Regions from separate parts of the Homo sapiens genome. Here region 2 is linked to region 1. Evidence: chromatin loops called from intact Hi-C (ENCODE). Cell type or tissue: B cell. All regions are shown on one strand. Links, peaks and the distances in the headings refer to the core of each region. The heading gives the core; the rest is flanking DNA.

Region 1 (4,386 bases), core at 305-4,304:
AGATAAAGGAACTTTCAAGCTGATCTCATCTGTAAAGTTCTGGACCTGGAGAGGAAAGGCTGGGAGATGGGCTGTCCTGCCTGAGTCACTCCTTGCGGTCAAGTTAACAGGACAATGGTGAGCTTCTGCTTTGAGAAAAGGTACATACACTTTCTGTCCTGAGGACCCCTCCCCTTGCTCACCCTAGAGATGGCAAATGTGAAGAGCTGATTTATCTCTGCAGATTTGCAGCTTCTGGGATTCAGGAGTGGAGCCGCATTTGTATCCCTCTCCAGCCAGAGAAACTGGTGGACTTTCACACTGGCCAGTTGGATATGTGGAAGAAGAAATAAAGTTCATAACTTTGGGGATGCAAAGGAAACTGTTTTCATGATTCCCCAAAAAGCTAATCACAGGAGAGCTCTGTGAAGTTGGCCAAGGGCATGCTTTGAGAATGATAGATTTAACGTTTGCTTTCTTTGGCCTGGACGTTTCCCAGAGTCTCCTTATATCTTTTCTTGATACATAATGTGCATTCTAAGGGAGGCAAGGGAGGACTGTAACTTGGCACAATCTTCCTTACATGTAAATCCCTAAACTGAAACGAAAGACTACGATACGCTGACACAGAGAAGATGATGGGAAGGGAAATAAAGAGGGGACAATCATCTATAAATTTTAATAAAACTCTGACTTAATTTAGTATAACAGTCTTGTGATTTAATAAAGCACATATTAAATAATGAAAAGGTGCTTGCTTGAAATGGCTTTCAGTAAATATTGTCAACAATAACTGGCCTTTTCTTTATTGTCATAAATGTCCCTGCCAATAATACTAGATATGTAATCAAAGAATATCTACAACTCCAGTTACTGCTCTGTTTTTCCACATGTGATTTGGACCCTTTAGTCACAAATATAAGATGAAGTCTATTTACAGACACCTTTCCTTTGGCAGACACTAATTAAGAATGAGAAAGATAATGAGAAAATTTTGATAAATGAAGAATGAAGGAGAAACAAATGGTTCTCTCCAGGGTATTCCCAGAGCTCTGGCCTTGAAAGATGGGGCAAAGCAGGAATGTCAGGAATTGCAGGCATGAGAATGGAGGTGGCTGGAGATATTCCATAACCAGACCAGACAGACACTGCAGAGCACCGTGTGACATAGACTGGGGAGAAACCAGAAGGTCGGGGGAAGGGAAAAGCAAAGTCCAGAGGCCTGGACAGAGTCCAGACCAACATCCTTCCTGCTGCAGAGCTTTAGGTGGTGGACCCACAGTGGGATGTCTCATGGATGCCTTTCACAACACGGATTTGGCACTCACTCTTTGTCAAGAAAGGGGCCAGGCACCAGGGGTATATGCCAGATTTCCCACTGATGGTTGAGCTCCAGGCCCTATAAGCCTACAAAGGCTGGCTCAAGGAGGCCAGCTGTGAACACTCATGGCCCTGCAGTCTACCCTATGCCAACTCTAATGCTGGCAGGTTTTCACCTCACCTGCATTATTTTCTGCCTTTGCTGTATTTTGAAAGACAAACAGAAGATTATCTAACAAATACTGAAGTAGTCATTGGGATTACAGGGATCCACATGGTCAAAGGAGGTGAGGGGCGAACAATGAAGCTGTGTGTCCCAGGAGCTGTCAGTGTGCACATGGCTGGTCTATAGCATGAGAAAGGTAGGAGGAGGGCAGTGGATGTCAGTTTATGAAGGATAAAGGTTGTCAAAGTATTCCAATTAGGGGGCCGTCACCTACTAGCCTTCTGCTTTAAGAAGACCAGCCTGGCCAGGCGTAATGGTTCATGCCTGTAATCCCAGCACTTTGGAAGGCCAAGGCAGGTGGATCACCTGAGGTCAGGAGTTTGAGACCAGCCTGGCCAACATGGTGAAACCCTGTCTCTACTAAAAATACAAAAAATTAGCGGGTGTGATGGTGGATGCCTGTAATCCCAGCTATCTGGAAAGCTGAGGCAGGAGAATCACTTGAACCTGGGAGGCAGATGTTGCAGTGAGCCGAGATAGAGCCACTGCACTCTAGCCTGGGCAACAAGAGTGAAACTCCGTCTCAATTTAGAAAAAAGAGAAGACCAGGCTGACTACAACCCCAGGGACAGTCAGTGGCTTACACAGATCTTCTGGAACCTGATGTTATACAATTTGAGGAGCCCTTCTTAAGCAAAAAAATTCAAAACCAAGAATATATAATTAGGTATAAAACTGAACAGTTATTTAGAATGAGAAGATAAACCTCAAAAAAAATAGAACTTTAGAATGATGATAAATACCACAACCATAGGTTAAAACATGAGAATTCCAATAAATCTCTTTTGCAGAATTCTCATCAAGGAGGAAAGGAAAATGTATGAGGCCTGTATAATTGTATACACAGCATGGCGTGCTATATTCCTGAAAGGAGACAACTTCTGTTTTGACTAGCTGTCATTGAAAACAAAGTCCTCTGCTTACGATTTTACATATCTGACTTTGGAAGAATTTTCCAGAGACCAGCTTCCTGCTTTGTATATTTCAAACTTTGCTTCTCCTTGATTCTGCATAAACGTCTGGTGTCAGATGCTGCAGGACAAATTCATATCACCAGATGACGTTTGACCCTCCACTTCCTGTCACGAGGCTGGGTGCGTCAGTGCAGGGGGCCGTAGGAGTATTCCTAGAAGCCGTTCCTACACCAGGATGACTAGTAATAACTTAACTGCATTCAGAAACAACTACCAACCACAAAAATATCCCCTACTGAACCCAAACTAAATATATTCGCAACTCAACTTCCTTTTAGCTGGGGCCCCAAAGTGCTGGTGACGACGCTGACACCCTAACAGTAGGTGCACAGAGGGGAAGTCGAAACAGAAAGGGGAAGCAGTCTTAACCAATTATGGCTAAATATAGCTCACTTTTAATACATTTTACAAAAATATATGACCATGTGAACACATTGCAAGGTCTTCCCCCAGCTCTTGTAAGGGACCGTGCAAGTGAGGCCCTGAGCTGAAGTTTATTAGTTTATTAGCTAACAGGTAGATCTTTCTCTGAGGACTCACAGATCTATCTGGTGGTCTGACTGCAGCTGAGGACCCCAATCTGGAGTAATAGTAAATAGCTGTAGAAGCCAAGGATCAGAGGCGAGGCAATGCCATTGTAGTGGAAGGGATACATTCGAATGGTAATTAGCAGGTGGAACCAAGATGATTACAGTTTGGAAGAGGACAGAGTTAAAAATGTGGCACCATCTAGTCTGGCACTTGCCCCTCTTAATTTATCCAAAACATTGAACAACACTTAATAACTTGTGCCAGGCATAGTGCTTGCTGCCAAGCAGAGGGGAGGGTGTGTGACCTGGGCTGTGAACTCATACTGGCCGGCTCGCTGTAGCGTCCCCTGCCAGCCTCAGCTCCAGAGGATGTCTGTTTCTCCTCTACTCAGTCAGCAAGGGATCTTTCTCTTTGTTCTTACGAATGAGGCCACCCATTAAGATGTGTCTAGATACTTTGGCTCCCAGGTCACACCCAACTATTGCCTCTTTTTGATCCAATATATACTTTTTCCGTAAACTGGTCAAAACCCATACTTACACAGAGATGGAAAGAGGAGTATAATTTCAAATTGCAAGGGGAAGCTGGATATAACTCAGTTTTTAAATCTCGAATGTATATATTTTTGGCCTGATTTCCCACTCTGAACCCCCAAATCAGTAAAATCACAAGGTGAATGCAAACAGGAAAGAGAAAGGAGAAAACATGTCTGCCAGCCCATAGATATGACCCTGGGGCCCTGGGGGAAAAGAGAAAGCAGGCACTTTCCCATCATTACGGCTGCACCACCGCAGTAATGATGCCCTGAGAACATGAAAGCCAGCAGTAGGGGAAACCCCACCAAACATTTGAGATCCGCAGTCTAGGGATTACTCCCCGCCAGGCACTCGATCTTTGCACAAATCTTACAGCTAACGTGCTCCTTTCACAGGAAGCCTTTACTGCTTCTCAAATAATCCCGAAAGGAGAGTTGCTGGATGTCCCATAATGAATAAAACTGCTGATAGGAATGGAAAAAGTTTATGAAGGATTTGTAAACCCAAAATACCATATGTGGAGTCAGAACGTTTTATTTATACCTTTGCCTGATACTTTGCCCGCGCATACAGGATTATGGAAGAAATATATGGCCGCCTGCTGGCCCAGAATTCTCTCAGGCCATCCCCACCGGCCTGCAGGGAGCGCCGCTGACCCTGGGCCAAACGTCCTGTAGCACAAAATTCCTTTCCAAGTTGAAAGGAAAAGTAATAGAGAGTAGAATTTAAAACAGCAAACATAGGCCCGTATATTTTGTTTCTGTTTCACTCTACAAATAAAAATAAACCTAAATGGCCTCTTTTGGCATAAGATTATAGG
Region 2 (4,386 bases), core at 250-4,249, 1.0 Mb after region 1:
ATAGACCTTTTTTCCCACCAGTTTAGATGGGAAGACCCAGCCTTTGGTATAAATAACTTACTTCCACAAAAATATTTAAAGGGTATCTTTAGTGTTCACTGTCAGTTGTGTAGTCTTTTGGTAAGGGGGTGGCTAGAGCCTCTTTACTCTCAGTAAGTGCTCTGGGCTGATGGATAAACACACTAAATTTAACACCCTGGTTGTTTGCAGCTCTGACAAAACCACTATTAGCAGTCATTGTGATGGCTTTTAGGGTGTCTCCCGTCCCAAAAATTGTTAATGAGCGGCTATTAATTTTTGAACTGGCCACTAGTCTCAAGGCACGCTCAGAAGGCTGGTCTGGTACCACATTAATTCGCTTAATTAACACAGTGGCCCTCTCTCTCTCCCCAGGTCCTCCTAAGGTATCTAAAATAGACTGAAAGTCCTTGACAGCAGATTCACAAGCAAACAACTCCTTGTCCTTCATAAAGGCCTCCAGCTGAGGTAGAACCTGCTCTTTCCTCTCTTGCTCTGCTTGTTCTGTGAGCACTTTCTCTTTGAAAATAAAGTGGCAGCCTCCATAGCTGAGGGCAGATACATATGTGATTAAAGTAGTAATGTCCAGATTTACTCTTTTGCACACATCGACCTTAATTTCTGTTGGAAACGCAACACTTGCTAGTATATTTTCTCGGTCAACTCTGGTCACCTGCAAAAGTTCAGGGCCCTCATCATCTGATTCACTCTCACTTGGTTGAAGCTCTTCAGGGTGATCTAACAGAGCGTTGACTGCTACTATGTCTCCTCTCACAGATATGCCCATTTCTTTCAGCTTCTCTGCCATGGGGCTGGAGACACTGTTGTAAAATGCAAAGATGATGTGAGGGTTGCTATACTGCACTGGCTGCTGGTGACTGGCCTGGAGGAAGTCTTCAGCCTGCTCAATGATGCTTTTGTCACCATATTGGCCCCTGCCCAGCCAGATGTTATGAAGAGCTTCAGCCTTCCGGCCAATGGCTTTCACCCAAGTATGACCACCATTTGCAACTACATCTACCACAAGGGTTTGCTTTTCTCCTAAGGTATCTGTATAACCAAAGACATGAAGAACACTAACAACTTCTTCCAGGTTTTCTGCTGATTCCACAATGGCTCTCAGGTGTGTTAGGTTAGTGCTCTGTAAATGAGACTCTTTAATAGCTACTTTCCCAGCTTCTACTTTCTGCAAGAATTTTAATTCTGCCTTCAATTTGCTGCACAGCTTTGCACCACCTTCTATGCCACCTTTTCTTGATCTAGAAAGTGATTCTGCTCTCTTGATCAGTTCCTTGGCTATGGCGATTCGTTCACAGAGCATGGAATGTGCAGACATGCTGTCAGCATTATTCCTTTCCTAGGGAAAGAAACAAGGCAAACTTCAGTAGTCTCCTAAAATTATGACAATCAATTCTTCACTGGTGATTAAAAACTTCAATCTAGCAACACAGCTTATGGAGGGTGAGTCTATGAACCCGGGCTTGTGTATGTCTCATTCTGGAGTGACTGCTTCCTCTGATAGCTAAGGAAAGGATGGCAGCTACACTTTTGAACTCTTCTTTAGGTACGTCTGACACACTTTAGACCTTCATTTCTTCAGCTTGAAAGCCATGGGGACACAGCATGGTCCTAGGTTAGGATACAATGCAAGAGTTGGGCAATCTGCTATATAAATAATTCCCTTATGTCTATCAGCGGCCTGTTTAACTGCTGAGAAATTTTAATAAAGGCGACAAAAATGCCGAAAACAAAAATACACACAGACTGGCTAGTTAGCAAACTGTCCAAAGCAAGTGTCTGTCCTAAACTGAGCACTTCAGCCTCCCTAACCTTTTCCTCCTTCCCGAGTTGGTCTCCTTCAACCGGCTGCCTCATGATTTCCCCCGAGGCTTGGGGTACTTACGCCAAAAAAAATCAACACTGCCTCATTTCTGCATTTGACGTCAACCCAGACTATTTTAAAAGACCGAAGAAGACCACCAACTTGCGTCCCACTCCCACTCCGACTCTGAAGGAAAATCCGAAGATGAAACTAAACTCCAAGGCTGCAACCCGCGGCGGCCGTGCAAGCGGCCCCAGCGCAGGTCGCCGGGTGGGCGGGCCAGAGGCCGGCGGGGCCTTCTCGGTGGGCTGCGGGGCCCTCGGCCCTGCCCGGCCACCTGCACAGCCGGGCCCTGCCAGGAGGGGCCGGGGCCGAAAAGCCCCCACCGCCAGCGCCGCGGCTCAGGGACCAGGCGCTGATAGCGCGCGGCCGACCCCCTTCCCGCCGGGCCGGCCCTGCCCAGCCCCCTCTGGCCTCAGAAGAGGCGCCCCGCTCCCAGCCTCCCCGCCTCGCTCCCCGGCTCCTCACCGGCAGCGCCAGAACCGCGAGCGCGAGCACGCAGGCGCGTGCACGCAGAGGCCGGGACCCGCCGGGAAATCTCAACCGGGCAGCCCCCACCCCGCTCGAACGCCGAGGCGGCTCCACCCGCGCGAGCCCCGCCGCCTCGGGCACCTCCTGCATCACGTGGTTCCGGGCCGGGTGACGCCAAACCTGCGATTCCCAAGCGGCAGCGCGGCCTCCCGAGCCGGGTTGACGCTGGCGTGGCGGCCATGTTTATTGAGGGCACCTGGCTTCTCCCGCTTGCGCCGCCGGGTGAGCCTGAAGGCGCGCACCCACCTGGCTCCAGGAAGAGGGACCGAGCTCGCGTGCTGGGCCTCACTCCCACTGGGGGCGTCGGCCACTCGATCGCAACCGGGTCGTAGGCATTTTGGGGGCTCATTTTAACAGAAGAAACGCTGGAGAAGCTTGTCAGAGGTGACAGCTGAGAAGTACTGCCTCTGGGACTTCTGCCTCCAAGCCAAAGCACTTTCCACTGCATTGTCCTGGGCCCTCCAAAGAAAGTGTGCTGTCCTTCTGAAGAGAAGAAATGATTGCATGGCTTCCGAGGGGCTGCCATATTCATATTACTGTAGTAGAGTGTCCAGAGTCACCCAGAAAGATTAGGGCTGTAAGAAAGTAAAGCTAATTTAAAATATTAAAGAGGACTTCCAGTTATAATTAATCCTGTGTATCCTGCTCCTTCTCCAAACTTAACAGTAAAGCAATGCTCCTTCTCCAAATAACAGTAAAGCAATGACAAAGGGAACAAACAAAGGCAAAAAGAACAAGAGAAGAGATGACTGCAGACCGGTTATACCAACACATTTTTGGAGGACAAGAGCAATAACTTATTCAGTCCTTACAGCGTGACAGACATTGTTCTAAGTGTTTTACACATTGTTCACTCCTTTAAACAACCTAAAAGGTAGAGATATTAAGTATGCTTTACAGATAAGTGAGCCATAGGGAGGTTACCTGAACCCAAGCACCCTCTTTGCAGATGGTGTCAGGAGAACTGAGCAAACTGCTTGTAGAAGGGGATATTTAGCCACTGATTCACAAAGCAGAACCCCAGAAAGCTTCAGGTGCCTTGAAGGTAGAAGGGAGGGCAGTAAATTGTTCAGGCAGAAGACTAGTTTAAGATGCTAAAGACAGGGCATCAGAGGGATTCCAGACACAAAGCCTAACAAAGGATGAGAGGTGCCATGATGTTTTCCTACTGAATAGTGCAATGCTAGCAGCCCCCTTCTCTGCCCCTCCCATAATGCAGGCACCCCTCTACCGCTCCCTACCACTATCTCCCCATAACCCTATTTTTCTCTGAAGAAATGAGTAGACAAAAGACCCTAGAGAAATGGCTCGGCAATACCAACATTCAGCATCCCCTAGTGTGAGCCTCACGAACACAGCATTTCCCAACGTTTTTGTTATTTGAAGGAAATGGAAAACAGAACAAAATGGTCTCAAAAAGTATTCTATAACTAGCATCTTCAAATAAAAGATATTTCAGCTATGAAACAAGAGGATTTCTTTTTTTAAGGAGACAGCAGAGCACAGGAAATGGTTCTTCTGTAGTAAAAATCATATCCCAAATTTCAAAACATCAATGAGTTGGAAAAATTTAGAAAGTAGAAATAGATGAAAAATGGAGCAAAAACAAAAGGATCCAGTATCCAATTAACAGGAGTTTAGAAACAAAAACAAAATGAAGAGAAAATTTTTCAAAAACTTAATAGAAAATTTAGCAAACAGAAACGTTTTTCACAGTGCAAGGGCCCACTGAGTGCTCACCACAATGACTATTAAGAAACCCACACAAAGGAACATGGTTGTGAAGTTTCAGAACACAGCAGATAAGAGAAAAACCAAGAGCTGCAGAGGGGAAAACTTACAAAGGACTTGGCATCACATACGCAATAGTATTAGGCTTCCTATCAGCAACACTGGAATTTAGAAGGGAGTAATGCTTTCAAAATGTGGAGATAATTTATTTCTTAGAGTTTTTA

What was found. Hi-C counts contacts between places; a loop is a spot of excess contacts. Peaks named below come from ENCODE experiments on the same cell type or tissue, not always from the same donor. Only the 100,000 strongest peaks of a DNase experiment are listed, where the experiment ranks them.
Region 2: a loop joins it to region 1, with 18 times the contacts of the local background. A loop is called at or near these places in 1 of 110 quality-filtered maps.

What each region holds. Positions count from the first base shown.
Region 1 is chr7:41,879,123-41,883,508 of GRCh38, forward strand. No RefSeq gene overlaps it. Among named protein-coding and RNA genes, the nearest start is that of INHBA, 180 kb to the left of the region's middle. RefSeq lists an enhancer at 2,317-2,866. In B cell, for the core only: no CTCF peak of the experiment used is centred there; DNase peaks (open chromatin) are centred at 2,719 and 3,829; H3K4me3 peaks cover 1,765 bases; H3K27ac peaks cover 2,907 bases.
Region 2 is chr7:42,909,547-42,913,932 of GRCh38, forward strand. C7orf25 (chromosome 7 open reading frame 25) reads right to left here and starts at 2,524. Exons shown (of 2, transcript NM_001099858.2): 1 at 2,369-2,524; 2 at 1-1,375. The coding sequence starts at 1,354. The coding sequence ends at 89. RefSeq lists enhancers at 1,353-2,050, 2,051-2,747, 4,267-4,326 and a silencer at 2,096-2,355. In B cell, for the core only: no CTCF peak of the experiment used is centred there; a DNase peak (open chromatin) is centred at 2,515; H3K4me3 peaks cover 1,586 bases; H3K27ac peaks cover 1,496 bases.